Linked DNA regions of Homo sapiens: regions 2 and 3 are each linked to region 1. A link is a loop called in an ENCODE intact Hi-C map of the cell type or tissue named here. Cell type or tissue: CD14-positive monocyte. All regions are shown on one strand.

Region 1 (5,000 bases):
TTCTTATTCTTGGCCTCCTCTCAAGGCCTGGAGTTGGGGGATATGATCCACCTTACTGGGCTGTCATAAAGCCACATGGGATCATGCATATAACCTCTCCCTCTACACAGTACTTGGCAGGTGACACATTACTGCTTCTCACAAGAAAACCCTCCACCTCTTCCACACCCATCCAAACTCTTGCTGTTCTTCAAGACACTCCTCAGATACTGCCTCCTCCAGGAAGCCTTCCCTGCCTCCATCCACATGCACTTTTCCCCTTCCCTGAACTCTGGCAGCGCTCACCATGTGTGTCACTCGTTGTCACAGTTGATCCCCTTGTGCCTTCCAGTATTTACAGTGAAGGAGGATATGGCTTTCACTCTAGCTTGATTATTAGCTCTTTAAGGCCAAGAACTGTATCTTGTATTTTTTTTAAACCCCATGACATAAACACATATTGACTCTTCAGCATCCAATATATTCTTGTTCCAACTGAATGGAATTTCCATCAACTTGACATTCCTCCCAGAAGAATGAGGTATTACTTGAACCTGGAGTTGCAATATAGTCTTCTTCGTCTCGGTCATTCACAAACACGTAAAAAGACCCATCATAGATAAGATCTCCAGGAAATCCCAGTGTTTATAGTTTTCCATCTGGGAATGCATCCACTTATGTGTAGCTTTGTTTATGGTCTTTAAGCCAATTCCATATCGATGGTAAAACAACCCTTAGTGACTCAATTTTTTAAAAAACAGTCTTTAAAGTGGGATTTTCTCACAGGTTTTTGAAAGTCAAATTAAATTGGGTTCTGTGGTTCCCTCTTATCCATATGCTTATTTATCTGCTCAAAGAACTCAAGGAGATTAGTGAGACGTGATTTCTCCTTACTGACACCACGTTGCCTTCCCTCTAATAGGCCATGTTTACTTAAGCGTTCAGCAATTCAGCTTTATTATACATTCACTCGGTAAACATTAAATGCTTACTCCATGCAGGCTGCTACCAAACGGTCCCTTGTGATACAGAAAATACCTCGGCATATTAGTTTGATAAATTAAGTGAAAAGGAATTTAAATAATGCATGCTCTCATTCTCCAACAGGGAGAGCCCATGTCTGCTCACAAATTCAGGCTTGAGTTACGTTGAGTTTTGTCCCTGGACAGCCTGGTGGAGAAGGGCCCTGATTTGGGAAGCTGGATTTAGCTCTGAAATTTGACATGAGCCGTAAGCATCCCATGAGGGATCCATAGAGCATATTCACTGGAGGTGGGGGTGATGCAACAGGGAGCTCCCTGACATACAACAACATTGAACAAATGTGTGAATTCAAATATCATCCTGTGAAATATTCTTTTCCAAACTCCAGAACACTGGCTGGAGCAGACTGTGGGTTGGATCCGGAGCGGCAGTTCTTAATGTCATGCTTTCCCATTCACAGTTTTTGGGCCTCTGGAGTCTGTGCAATGTCTCTGCTTCATCTTGCTCATTTTCCACGTGGACCTTGTAGGTCTCTATCAATGTCCTCAGTGCTTCCTGAAACTGCTCCATGATGGTGCAACCACAGCTTATCATTAAACCCAAATCAATCTTCTTGGCACTTATAGAAGCTCAGTCGTCCTGGTACATCAGGACTCGGATGTTTCTATTTAGATATTTTCAATGAGCTCTTCTTTGCTGTCAGGTACGGTACCTAATGAAACCATAGGGCAGCTCTTTTTTAAATATCTGTGGAAAATGGAGCTGAGTCCACATGACTCAGCAGAAATGGTCACAACCAGAGGCAGAACTTCTTGTTCTTGGCCTCCTATCAAGGCCTAGAGTTAGGGAGCTGTGGGAAGGGTGATAAGAGGTAAGCCAGTCTTTGGCCCATGTTAGCTTGGTCTGGTCAGATAGGCATGTCAGGGATGTGTCAAAACACTAAGCCTAGTGCTTTGGAGATGTGGGTTCTGGTCTGGAGTGGCAGTATGGAGTGCCATCTCTCAGGTCCTCATGAGCAACACAGAGGTCACCTCTCCAGGCACAGGTCGAGCCACACCACTGACACACAAGAGTCACGTCCAAAGCCATGTGATGGACGTGGTGGGTGGTTTTATCCCGAACCATCAATACCCGGCACCCTGGCTGCCCCAGGTTCAGCCTCTCAGGGGCTGCTTCACTCGCTCTCCACACAGCTGTGAACATTGCAGGATGAGTCACTGTGAAACCACAAACTCCTTGGCATTGGTGAAGATGACTAAAGTTATAGGCAAATTAGTCACTGGAAACCTTCCTGTCCTCTGTATCTGCAGCAGCCTCCTATCGAAGGAAGAAAAGAGTATGTTGGCTCATTGCAGAGCTAATTGGCAAGGAAAGCTCAATTCAGGGCTACAGGTGAGTCAGACGCCCTTGTGCGGGGGCCACAGGGACCCGCCTGCTGGCATCCATTGAGGAGAGAGGGGCCCTTGGCAGACTTGCCATAAAACCGCCCCCCTTGAACTCATTCCTACACCTGTAACCACTGACAGTTTTTGAAAACTGTTCACCTGGAGTTCCTGGTTCTCTTTCTCTTAAATCAAACATTGAGTAAATGAAGACACTCAGATGTTCAAACATGTGCATCAAGATTTTACTTGTGAGAGTGGTTGCCATGCATGACCTAGGGAAGCTCTCATGGCTTCAGTCAAACCTTGCCAACTTTTTTTAGCTGTGCATTTCTTGAGAAAGGTCAACTCACATTACGGGTCTACAGCTCTGAGCAAGGGAGAAGTTCTTCCTGAAAGCACAAACAGACTACAGAGGGCAGTGAAACCAGAAACACAGGTGTGCAACCTCATTTGCCTGCCCCCGTCTCTATTTTGAGGCCTCTTTGTTTTATGTGACCTCCGTCTCCTTCTCTGCCGCAATCTTCTTCTTATAACACCCACTTTCTTCTTTTAATTTCCCCCTCTTCTAAGCCATAGCCCAGTGGTATGGCGAAAGGTCTTTGCTGTGCATAGGAAACCCTCCAATCTGAACTGGAAGCTTCCTGTTGCAGGATGGGCTGCCCCATTGGAATTCCCAGGTGACAGTCGCAATGGGATGCCTGTCCCCTGCAGGTCTCCCATTTCACCTGCTTTTCTAATGTCTGGACATGGCTAAGTCCTAGAAAAGCCAGATCCATGGCATTACATTTAATCAGTACAACACACTGAGCTTCGTTTCCAACATGGTAGCTAAGTTTTAATTCTAACATCTTTAAAAGTACTGAGTGTCTTGTGATGCCTTGGGAACACAGGAATAGTGTTAAGTGGTGTTGATTCTCAATGCTCAAATGTACTTCTCTCTGCCTTGCAGAGATTTTTCTAAAATTTCAAGACCTTGTTGAAAATGATTTCATATTTTTGTGTCTTACTAGACTCTTGGTTCAGCAGGAAGCTATCTTTATATATTTTTTTAACAAAAAGAAATTAGTAAAAGCTTGCTCTGATATTTATGCCATATTTCCCTAACTTTTGTCGTGGCAGAAGTAGAAATAAGTGTGTAAACCAGGAGATTAATATCTACAATTTAGGCATGAGAATAGAGAAATAAACCATAAAATCAATTCTTATCTCTCAATGGATATATTCCAGAACATTCCATGGAAATCAAGTGACTAAGTCCTGATCCTCCCTGTCTTTCTCCGCCCCAATCTCCTTCTTATGACATTCCCTTTCTTCTTCCCATTTTCCCTCTTCTAAGCCATAGCTCAGTAGTATGGTGAAATGTCTTTGATTTTAGTTTAAAGAAATGAAATCAGATTCCAGATTTGCTACCTCTTATTAGTTGTGTGGCCTTCAGACAATCCTTTAACCTCCTGATTCTCAATTTCCTCCTGTGTAAAATACATTAGACTAGCTAATCCCTAAGGTCTGTTTGGTGCCCAGTTCACGTGACCGTTGGCAGCCACAGGGAGCCACGGAGTCCCACCAGCGTCCCATAGAGCCACTTGGAGCTTCAGGTACAAGGAACAAGCCCCTCTTAGGCCCCCTCAGGAAAATTTATTCTCGCAGCCAAGCATGTCAAGTGCAATATCAGGAACACCCTTGTCCTTCTTGAACACTGCTTCTGGCCAGAAACTCTGCTGAGATCTGTTGGAGAGTTTCCTGCAAAGATAAGAGTTAACAAGCCCCCAGATTCCCTTCCCCGCTCAGGAGGGGCCCTCACTGTCAGCTTTGGGGCTGATAGAAGCACAGTTCCAAGCGCCTGGCTTCCTCCTCCTCCCCAGTGGATAAAATGCTGGAACTCCGTCAGGCAGGACTGCCATAATTAGAAGAGGCCCCTTTCCAGCAGCTGAAGCTGACTAGGCAGATAGAGCCCAAATTTGTTTTTAGCCACCACATGCCCCTGAGCTGACCCCTCGAGCTGTGGACACATCTCACAACCTCACCCGGAGGCCATTCTCTCAGGCCAGTCACACTCTCCCACAGAGAGAGCGAAGATGATGTCAAATCTATGGCCACCTTCTACCAGCAGAGGGAATGAATGAAAACTGACATGTAGAAGAGTAAGACCACTACTGTTTTCATTTTTGGTATTTTTTTTTTACATTTTAATTTTTTTATACTCTATTTTTAGTAAAAGGGACACCTTTACTATTTCAAACCACCAAAATATAAGCCCTATTTGGTTCAAATCTTTGTACAGCCAGATAGCAATAGATATAAATTGACAATGGCCTCAAGTATAGAATTTGGGGTTATACAAGTGACAGAATTCTTGAGTCTCAGTTGATTATAATATAATGAGGGGACAGTGCCAGGTCTTTCACGTCTCCAGGTGGGAAGGGGACAAGTTGCACGATGGCTGTCCTCATCTGTGCCTGGTTGTGTGAGAATTAGAAACAACGTTTGTAACAGTGGTACCTAGTCTTTGTGACCGTGGTCCTCTTTTTGATATTAATATTTTTGCAGACTAGTTGGCATAAACAAGTTGGCTCTCTGTACTCACATTACAACCACTGAGGTATAACACTATCTCTTGGAGTCCTTAGAAGCACCTCGCTCTGTTCAGCTGGC
Region 2 (5,000 bases), 240 kb before region 1:
TTGGCTCTCTGTTTGTCTATTATTGGTGTATAAGAATGCTTGTGATTTCTGCACATTGATTTTGTATCCTGAGACTTTGCTGAAGTTGCTTATCAGCTTAAGGAGATTTTGGGCTGAGACGATGGGGTTTTTTAAACACACAATCATGTCATCTGCAAAGAGAGACGATTTGATTTCCTCTCTTCCTACTTGAATACGTTTTATTTCTTTCTCTTGCCGGATTGCCCTGGCCAGAACTTCCAATACTATGTTGAATAGGCGTGGTGAGAGAGGGCATCCTTGTCTTGTGCCAGTTTTCAAAGGGAATGATGAAGCCTCTTTTCTAAAGGGCCTTAAACCCATTCACCAGGGAGAAGCCTTCACGGCCTAATCACCTCTTAAAGGCCCTATCTTTTAATACTCTCACATTGGCAACACCTGAATTTTGAAGGGGACCCATTAAAACCATAGCAACAAACAATTATAAAGATTATGCTAAGAAGATGTGGGTACTTCGGGTAGACAGAGAAGTGTAAATGGGGTTAGGAATTGCATTAGGAACACTATATGCTCAGAAATACCAATCTTTAAATTAAACAACCTATCGAACTGCCTTTACATGGTGCACTGCTGGTTATAAATGTGCAATACCTGATGGGGGGAAAATTCCAGGAGAGCTTATAAAAGCATGCTAGAAGCATTAAAATTTTCCAGCCATTTCATTATTTGTCATTCAGCAAATGTTAATATTTCTCTTTGTATTCCTACTGAAGCTTGAAATTAACATGGCTTTTTGTTTATTTCTTCATTTCTGCCTCCTTGTCAGCTCATCTCAGGAATGCAGTTGGTTAGCTAGCTGCTGCAGAGCCAAATAAAAAAGCCTAAAGAAACTCAAACATTGACTGGCAAAAGGCTCTGCATGAAAAGGCATTTGTTTTTTAACCTCTCAGAAGTAGAACATTTAGCTTAAAATAAATATTTAACATCTAGGATGCTTTTATCAAGAATCATTTTGACATGGACATTAGTCTTTATCCCAAAAGCCAGATACCCTGGGGAGCAAAGTTCGCTGCAAATGTATGCAAAGGAATAGCGTGTGCAGGATACAAGGAGGCCGGAAGGCCGGAAAGCAGGGGGAGTACAGGATTTCCTAAGGTAAACCGATCTCTTAAGAATGCCTGTTCCCCTCCCGCAAATAATCATTAAACAGAATTCAGCATAAGTTCAGCATTTTCAAGTCACTCAGGGACACAGGTACCCGGGAATGTTCCCTCTGCCCCTGGACTGTTTGTGTTGGATTCCAGCCTGGCTCCTCCTGTCCCCCGACTGCAGGACTGTTTCCCACATGGAATCACGATTCAGTCACGATTAACACCCTCCCCACAGCGTGGCTGGTGCCCAAGCAGCCCCAGTAGGGCTTGGGCCTTGTGGAGGAGAGCCCTCCCCTGGGTGAACAACCCAGACAAGCCAAGTCAACTCTGGTTTTGGGATCGAACATTAAATTCACGTCACTGGCTTTAATTCTTTCCTTACCAGGTGCCTTGGGTTTTGAGGGGATGCTGTTTTATGAGGGCTTTTGTGAGGGCCAGGGATGTTTTCAAAACTACAGGGCTTGGCAGACATGGGTACTGAATGTCCCCAGGAACAAAGTAACCAGGGATTGTGTCCAAAACTGGCTTGAAGAAATGCCTCAAATGTAGCAAATCATTTTTTAAAATTCATGTTAAGATCGGCCAACAGCCTTCAGAAGACAGAACCTTTTTCATGTCTGTGGCATGTGTGTGTTCACGTGTGCTTCCTGAATTTCCCAACCAGGACATGAAGAGCACAGCCCACTGGGATTTTTTTGCTGGTGGCTTCCCATTTGGGAACAGGCTCTGAGAGACAATCTGAGCGGGCTTCCTGTGTTGTCTGAGGCCAGCTTCCACAGGGCTGCCATCAGTCAGCCCATTACTCAGCCATGGGCCCAGTGAGGCAGCCACAGGGCCACTGTGCTACAAGCACCCTCCCCGCCCCTGGTTTTCGTGCCATGGGTTTCCTGTGGAGAACATCGTCACGCTATATTCATCTTTCCTCTTAGCTGGCGCTGAGTCACTCCATGATAAAGCCACTCTTCAAGCTCTATTTTGGGTACACTTTACACTCTGAGGGAGCCGGTAACACATCTCTCCTGATATAAATGTACAGGAGAGCCCGTCAACCACAGCTCTCTGATGGAGCCTACAAGTTGCAATTGGGTCAATGTTTTCACTGCCACAGCACTTAATCACTTGAAAACTTTATCTAAACTTGTGAAGTTTTCCCTGCTTTTAGCTTTTCATTCTTTTTGGCCTGTTTTGATAACAGAAGCATGCTGCCGTCCATCCCAGGTCAGAGCTGGTGGCAGGAGAGAGGTGGGTGGGAGAGGAGGGAGGACACAGCCCACTTCTCAGGTCCTTCTAAATGGTCTTTATTAGCGGATTTCAAAATTTTGCAGTGAAATTATCAGAACACCTGGCACCTCCACATTTAAATGGAAGCACAAACCCAATTCCAAAGCCAAAGGCTTCTTCCGGAACCCCTGCTGTTTTCTATAATCAGCGCCAGTGCTGCACTCCCCTCGCCTCCTCCCGCTCAGTGTGGGTGTCAAGAGGTGACCACAAAAGAGGCTGCTCAACATCACCTGAGAACAAAGCCTCCTTTCCTGCAATTCCAAATTGACTTTTGCTGTACAAGAAAATTAAGGATGCTGTGGCTACCACCAGAGAGCACATTTAAAACTCCTCACATGAAAGGCCCTTGCACTCCTGGGAAAAATATTCTCACTTTAAGGAGAGTCACAGCGTGCGGAGCCTGGACTTTCCATGCACCAAGCCCTGGGTCCATGCAGCCACCACTGCTCCAGGGAGCAGAAGGTCTGATGTTCTCTGAGCTGGAATCTTCCTACATTTCTTTGTCCACTGACTGGGGGCCCTGGTTCTAGGACAGCATCTCCCCTGGTGCTGGAGGTGCTCAAACCACCATGGCCTGGCCTGAGTGGGCTCTATCTTTTCCAGGGCAGGCATCACAGTGGAGCCCTCGGATCTGGCTGACACTCCTGTTACTCGTGCACGGCTTATGTCATGCTGGTACAGACCCTGGGCCATGTAGAGGACTCATGGTGAGATGCCAATGTGGCTACTGCCCCAGCTTCTGCCCTCACTTGGCACATACCATAGACCACGTTGCTTCCACTCCTCAGAAGGAAAACCCCCTCTATTGCCAAGCTGTTCAATATTCACGACAGGCAAGGTCCTTATGATTCAGTCCTGTTACCTCTCCAGCCTCATCATCCACCACATGCCCTCACTCACTCACTCATCAAACATCCACTGAGAGCCCATAGTGAGTCAAGACCTGGGCTTGGCACCAGGAACACTGGGTAAAACCCATCTCTAGCCTCAAGAAACTCATCCATGAGCAGGGGTAGCCAGACCTGTAACTATACATGTGCAATGAGGGGTTGGAATGAAGGGCTCTGTTGAGGCACCTAGGACAGAGATGTCAGTTCCACCTTCTTCAGGTGCAGTGTGGACACCACCTCTTACGGGAAGCTTTCCCTCATCCCTCCCGCTGCGTGCCTGTGCCCTCCTCTGGGTCCCTGTGGTGGGTGGGGCCGTAATGACTGTGCTTGACTGCTCCTCAAGAGCAGGAACACTGTTTTACTCATCTCCTCCCCACAGCACCCTGCACCATGTCCTGCCACACAGTAAGTGCTCCATGCATGTTTATTGTTTCAAATGCGCCTAATGGTAAATCTCAGACTCTGAGTCAATGGCAATCTCCCAAAAGCACTGTGTTAAGGACCCGCGTTCCCCTTTCTTCTAACAGAGGGGACAGAAGGCGCTGGAAGACTCCAGTCAGGACATGTGACTGCTGGAGCAAGCCTAGCTGCTCATGAGCTGTGTGCATTCCAGAGATGCTTCTGGCCCCTCTTGCCCCTTGTCCCCTCCTCTGTAGGACAGTGGAGGGCCCCCTGGCATCACAGGGCCACAGACAGGAAGTGGGGTGGAGCAAGAGAGGCTGGTCCTTTCTGGGAAATGACAGAGCAGCAAGAACCAGACTTTCTGGTGGGAGAGAAAGGAGAATGTGTGTTCTCTCTTAAATATAAGGCATTTTTACCACCAACACGCCACTCAGTAAGGTCACTCCTGGGTTGATGAACAAAACCTTGCTGTTTGTACAATATTTAGCATTACCTGGAAGGGCCTGGCTCTCACCTCGGAGCCTGGACGTGACCTGCTTCATGCTTAACTATATAACACGCGTGCCACACACGAGGATAAAAATGCGAACAGAGACTGCATTAGCTGCCTGTTAATGTGTAACAAGGTACCGCAAAACTTAGTGCCTTAAAATAACCATTACTTCATGGTTGCTCTAGGCCAGTGCTTCAGCAGCGGCCTAGCCGGGTCTGGTGCAGGGTCCCTCATGAGGCTGCGATCAAGATGTTTCCAAGCTCCCCAAGGCAGCTGCGGTCTGTGAGCCTCAGCTCCTCCCTACGGGGGCCTCCACAGGACTGCTCACAACACGGGAGCCAAAGCGAGAAATACCAGAGAGAGAGACACACGCATACCAAGACAGAAGCTGCAGAACCTCTCAGAATCTAATCTTGGAAGTGAAACACCGTCATTTCTGCCAGATTCTCTGGGTCACACAGACCAATCCTGGTGAATACCAGGAGGTGAGGGTCATTAGGGGCCTTCCTGGAGGTTGGCTGCCACTGTCATACCCTGGCAATGGCATTCATACCATTGGCAGGCAATGGCATGTCATACAGCTTCATGAGGGTTGGCTATGTCCTTTCCAGAGTAAAATAGATAGATTCATTATTCTGTATTACACCAACAGTTAGGTCTTACTCACTCTCCTGTGGTTTTGAAGGGCTACAAATACTTTAGAAAATAGTTTTAAACACTGAATGGGCTTGGAATTTGGGGAGGGGCATATATATAGAGAGACATACCTCATTATATTGCCCCTAGCTTGACTGAGCTTTGCAG
Region 3 (5,000 bases), 63 kb before region 1:
ACTTTGGAAAAGGATGTAATTTCACCACATTTGTTCACAATAGGGCACAGGTGATGTGGTAGACAGCCTCCAAGAGGGCCCTCTGGATCCTTGCCCTGGAATTCACACCCTTGCATAGCTCCCTCCCCCATTGTACCAGGGTCAGTTAGCATGACCAGTGGAATACAGCAGAGGTGATGGTGTTATCACTTCCAAGATTAGATTATTGGAGACTGGGGTTTCCATCTTGGGCTCGCTCTCTCCCTTGGATTGCTTACTTTGGGGAAGTCAGCAGCCATGTTGAGCAGCCCTATAGGGAGAGGCTCATATGGCAAAGCCAGCTACAGCTCCATAAGCAAGCATGGACACCATTCTCCAGCTTGACCCTGAACCCAAAGCACCTAGCTGATCTGCTCGCAGACTCCTGACCCTCAGAATCTGTGAGATAATGAATGTTTGTTGTCTTCAGTCACTTAGGTCTGGGGGCAATTTGTGACACAGCAGTAGATAACTAATATAGGTGCTGAGATAGGAATGGCTGGGACCAGGCAGGGTCAGGACTGAGGACTCTAATAATGGAAGGGATTATAAGTTGCAGGGAGCAGGCAAGAGGCCAAACCCAGAAAAGTGGTCTGTTCGGAAGGTCAGGCAGGTTCTGTGGGTCTCCACCTGTGGCTGTGTTCCAGAACCCAGAGAGGTGAGAGCCAGAAGCAAACACACTGAGGAACAACGGGCACTGAGATTCAGGGCTCTTGGACTAGAACTCTTGCCTTTTGACTTTGTCCTGTACAATTTCCAGCTAGACCCACAATTGATCATTATAGCTAAGAGATGATCAAAGGTCAGTGGCTAAACTTGCTAAGAATTAGGTCAAGACAAAGATCTGGGGGATTACAGGAACAAACATGATGCAAGGGGATTATAAATATTTTTTTGAAACTCTTAACAATATTCTTTTGTTACTTTGAGTTACCCAAGCTCTTTAAACTGTCTGCCAAGCTCAAAGGCAAAATTGGTATTTCCCAGGCCTTTTGGACGGGTCATAGTGCAATAGAAAGGTGGAAATATTGGCTGGGTTTATGAAGACATAACTTCTTATCCAATTGGCAAACATTTTTTAAATGCCTACTCGGCTGGGTACAAAAGAACCTAGAATTATTCTGAGCACCCACTACCAGTACTCAATGCCCCTGTGTACCAACCTTGGCTACTCCAATACACACACACACACACACACACACACACACACACACACACACACACACACACACAGTTGGCCAAAGAAGCAACCTGTCTGCTCTGCACAAGCCAGGTCTTCACTTTACTGAAGCCCCAGCTGACCCCTCTGGGCTCAAACTTTACTGAAGTGAAGACCTGGTCTGTGCAGAGGAGATAATGACAGATTTATCTGTCCTTATTTCAAGTCTTGAAGCCCTGTTGACTTAGTGGCTAATCTGATCAACTGATTTGAACCCTGGGGATAGCGTCCTGTAAGATGGCATCTGCCTTTTCACAGGGGACTCAGAGCCCTCAACCCACAGACTTGAACAAACAGGGGCTTTTCGCATCCCCCGTCTTACAGATAGGTTGGATTCTGGGCAACTGGCTGCTCTGCAAATGTAAAGTGAGAAACAGTAGGGCCTGGTAATGGTGAGCACAGACTCCAGAGCCAGACAGCCTGGGTTCGAATCTCAGCTGTGCTACTCACTAGCAGTGTGACCTTGGGCCAGTTACTTAATCTCTCTGAGCCTCAGTGTTCCCATCTGCAAAACGGAGATAATAATAACAGCATGTTCCACACAGAATTTGGGGAGGAGTAAATGAGCTCATGTGTGGGAAGCACTCAGCCGGGCTCCTGGCTCACAGGAAGCATCCTGTAACTGTTTCCTTTTATTACGCAGGATCCAGAGGCAGGGGCAGCCCCAGCTGACCCCTCTGGGCTCTAATTTAACTATCTGTTGGGGTTCACCGGAGGCAGATGTCCCTCTTTCACCACAAGTCTCAGGGGTTCTTTAAGGACTTCATAAAAACAAAGGATTAACTGCAGATGACTAAGCCCACATGATGGAAACAGAATCAGGTACAGTAAATAATGAACGTAGACAGGATTAGATTCCTACAAATAATACATTGTGTTCTCCTGCTCTTCATTGGCAATCATCCCCAGTAGGGAATCAGTGGAACTCTTTGAGTGGCCAAGGAAAACATCTCCATGTGCCCAGGATAGCCTGGGTGGGCTCCTGGAGGAGGCAACCCTTGAGCAGAAAGCCGAAGAGCAATCTGGCCTTTGCAAATGGAGAAAGAGTGGATGCATCAGCAGAGAGGAGAGTGGGCTGGGACAAGGGTGAGAGAAGGAAGCAAGCACCTAGGCCCAAAATTTAAGAAGGCCCTCACTCTCAGGGTTGTACAAGAGCAGGGGTGGCACTTGTACAGCCCTGAGAGTGAGGACCTCCTTAAATTTTGTACCCTAGGTTTGTTCTTGCCTCTCCTTTGTCTTGGCCCTAGAGAAAAGCCTGGGAAAAAGCCCAGAACGGTGAAACGACATGGCGTAACTAGGAACGTGTGAGTCATGCAAGATTGCCCAAGCCTAATTTAGGGACAGAGATGACTTACAGTGAGGCTAGCAGTCAAGCTGTGGCCGGATCACCAAAGACCCTAGGTGCCAAATAAAGGAGGTTAGTGCTTGAACTGAAAGTGACAGGGAGCCAAGGAAGAATTCTGAGCAGGGCTGCAACATGATGAGATTTGCATATGAGCAAGCTTCTTCTGGCATTGGTGTGGAGGACTGATTGGAGGATGATAGGAGAAGCTAGAGGCTGGGAGGCCAGTTCAGGACCCTACTGAAAACTCTATGCCCAAGGGAGAGACGACGACCTGATATAGGGCAGTGCCAGTTAGGAGTAAGAATGAAGAACTCACTCAAGACATGTGTTGAAGGCAGAGTTGACAGAACTTGGTGATTGACTGCAGATGAGGATCAAAGGAAAGACCCAAAGATAGCATGAAGTTTCAAAGATGGTCATCAATTTAGAAGCCAAGGGGGTTTATTAGACAAGATAACAAGCATGTGAAGGCAGTGATTTCAGCTTCCCCAAGTCCAAGGTAAACCCTTAGTTCTCCTGTTTTCTGTAGGATAAGCTCTCTGGAGGCTAGGATGTATCTTATTCATTTTTGTATGATATCTACTCTGTAAGTATCTTTGAACTGCATTAAGTGGCTTTCACACCTCCGCATCCTGCTCATTGGCTTTCAAGTGGCCTTAGGGGTGTTACTATTGTTTGAATGTTTGTCTCCTCCAAAAATCATGTTGAAATTTAATCCCCGATGTGGTAGTGTTGAGAGGTGAGGCCTGTAAGAGGTGACTGGGTCATGAGGGCAAAGCTATCATAAATGGACTCTGTGCAGAGTCCCCACCAGCAAGAAGGCCCTCACCAGATGCAACTCCTTAACCTTGGACTTCTCAGCTTCCATAACTGTAAGAAATAAATTCTTTTTCTTTATAAATTATCTAGGTTCAGGTATTGTGTTATAAGCAACAGAAAACAAACTAAGACAGGTATCAAAGTCCTTTTAAAGATGGCTGTGTAGCTGGGATCAGACCAACACAGCAATGTGTTCAAACTCCCATTCTAAACACACAGAACCTGGGGCTCTGACTTGGCCCCACGGTCTTGAGTTGAAGCCTGAAGTGTGACTGGATGTCAGGCGTGGGCTGCCCTGGGGCTTTGGGAAGTAGTGAAAGGGATAAGGTGAAGGTCAAGCAGAGTGGGGGATGTCAGGAGGCTGGGGAGGCTTGGGCTGCCAGGTGAAGTGGGCCTCATGAAAGACAATTTGAGATCAGAATGTCAGACAGAGAGCAGGCTAGAAGGCAGCTGGCTTCTGAGCTGCAGCCTAGAAAGGCTGATTCAGCAGTGCTAGGAGGAAGTGGGAGGTTTTGTCGTCCCAGAAGCCATATCTGGAGCAAGGGGAAGTACTAAGACCACAGGGTAGCATTTGGAGCCATACACTGGGACTAACTTCCTCTGACCTAGGCAACGACAGACTGCCCCTGTGGTCAACCAGAGCCCCCAGATCCTTTTCTGTGAGCTACAATGAAGCCAGGCCTCATTCTTCTTGAACTTGAGAAGTTTAGAAAATATCTGCTTTGCCTTCACTAGCCTCCATTTTCATAAAAATAAAGCGAGTGAAAAAAGCAAGTCTGAGCGCTTTGAAACATTAATTAAAGACACCACAGTTTCCTTATTTAACTGAGGGTTGCTACCTCATCTGGGATTATTAGCAAAGCAGAGAGCCTTTGTTGTGCTCGACAAAGTGATTAATTCAGACTCGAGGTGAATTTTGGCTTTCTCAACTTCTTTTGATGTGCTAAGATCCCCCAATGAGGACAACGTCATCAATTACTTAAGCCATTACCTTGAGATCACAATTATCGGGGAGGCCCAGTCTACTAATTGGCAGACAGAGAGACAGAAATGGACTACAGGGTTGTGGCTTCAACCCTTAATTGTTCTAGGGGGAGCGAGAGTCCTTTAAAATGTTTTGTGGCAATGCTCCTGCTAATCTGGGGTGATCGAGTTGTTTTTCCACCAGGCAAAATGCAGCCTGGGTGACCTGCGTCTCTAGAACCAAGAAACTGCCTGTGATTCCACTGACTTGGCGTTCTCATGGGCCAGGACACAGAACTCAGAACTGAGGGATGAGTGTGTCAATGGAAGAGGGATGAGGTTCATAAAATTGGAAAGGAGAGCTTTATTTCTCATAAAGGGTTGCGGCCTTCGGGTGGCCATTCCGACAGGCTAGGAAGATATTTTGATGGAGGGGAAAAGGGAATGGGAATTTATGCAGAGCAGGGAGGCCAAATATACATATTCAATAAGCTATGGGAGGAGTCATGAATATTTATGAAAGGAGAAACATGTGCATGCGCAATTGAGCGTCATGCGCCTTCATGGGTCCCATGTAGAAAAAATGGCAGCCTTAGCATAATCTGAGGGTGGAGTTTTCGAGCCTCTGACTTCAAA

The links. Hi-C counts contacts between places; a loop is a spot of excess contacts. Peaks named below come from ENCODE experiments on the same cell type or tissue, not always from the same donor. Only the 100,000 strongest peaks of a DNase experiment are listed, where the experiment ranks them.
Region 2: it touches region 1 in a loop (2.2-fold over the local background); 2 of 110 quality-filtered maps call a loop at or near these places.
Region 3: it touches region 1 in a loop (2.3-fold over the local background); 4 of 110 quality-filtered maps call a loop at or near these places.

What each region holds. Positions count from the first base shown.
Region 1 is chr7:139,914,447-139,919,446 of GRCh38, forward strand. The region is part of intron 4 of TBXAS1 (thromboxane A synthase 1); the gene reads left to right. Among named protein-coding and RNA genes, the nearest start is that of TBXAS1, 88 kb to the left of the region's middle. RefSeq lists enhancers at 1-458, 1,360-2,559, 2,462-2,761. In CD14-positive monocyte, no CTCF peak of the experiment used is centred here; a DNase peak (open chromatin) is centred at 2,195; H3K27ac peaks cover 1,898 bases.
Region 2 is chr7:139,678,949-139,683,948 of GRCh38, forward strand. The region is part of intron 2 of HIPK2 (homeodomain interacting protein kinase 2); the gene reads right to left. Among named protein-coding and RNA genes, the nearest start is that of HIPK2, 97 kb to the right of the region's middle. RefSeq lists enhancers at 1,550-2,749, 3,726-3,895. In CD14-positive monocyte, no CTCF peak of the experiment used is centred here; DNase peaks (open chromatin) are centred at 1,933, 3,273 and 3,783; H3K27ac peaks cover 3,937 bases.
Region 3 is chr7:139,851,740-139,856,739 of GRCh38, forward strand. The region is part of intron 1 of TBXAS1 (thromboxane A synthase 1); the gene reads left to right. Among named protein-coding and RNA genes, the nearest start is that of TBXAS1, 25 kb to the left of the region's middle. RefSeq lists an enhancer at 4,085-4,164. In CD14-positive monocyte, no CTCF peak of the experiment used is centred here; DNase peaks (open chromatin) are centred at 1,952, 2,552, 3,932 and 4,322; H3K4me3 peaks cover 3,030 bases; H3K27ac peaks cover 5,000 bases.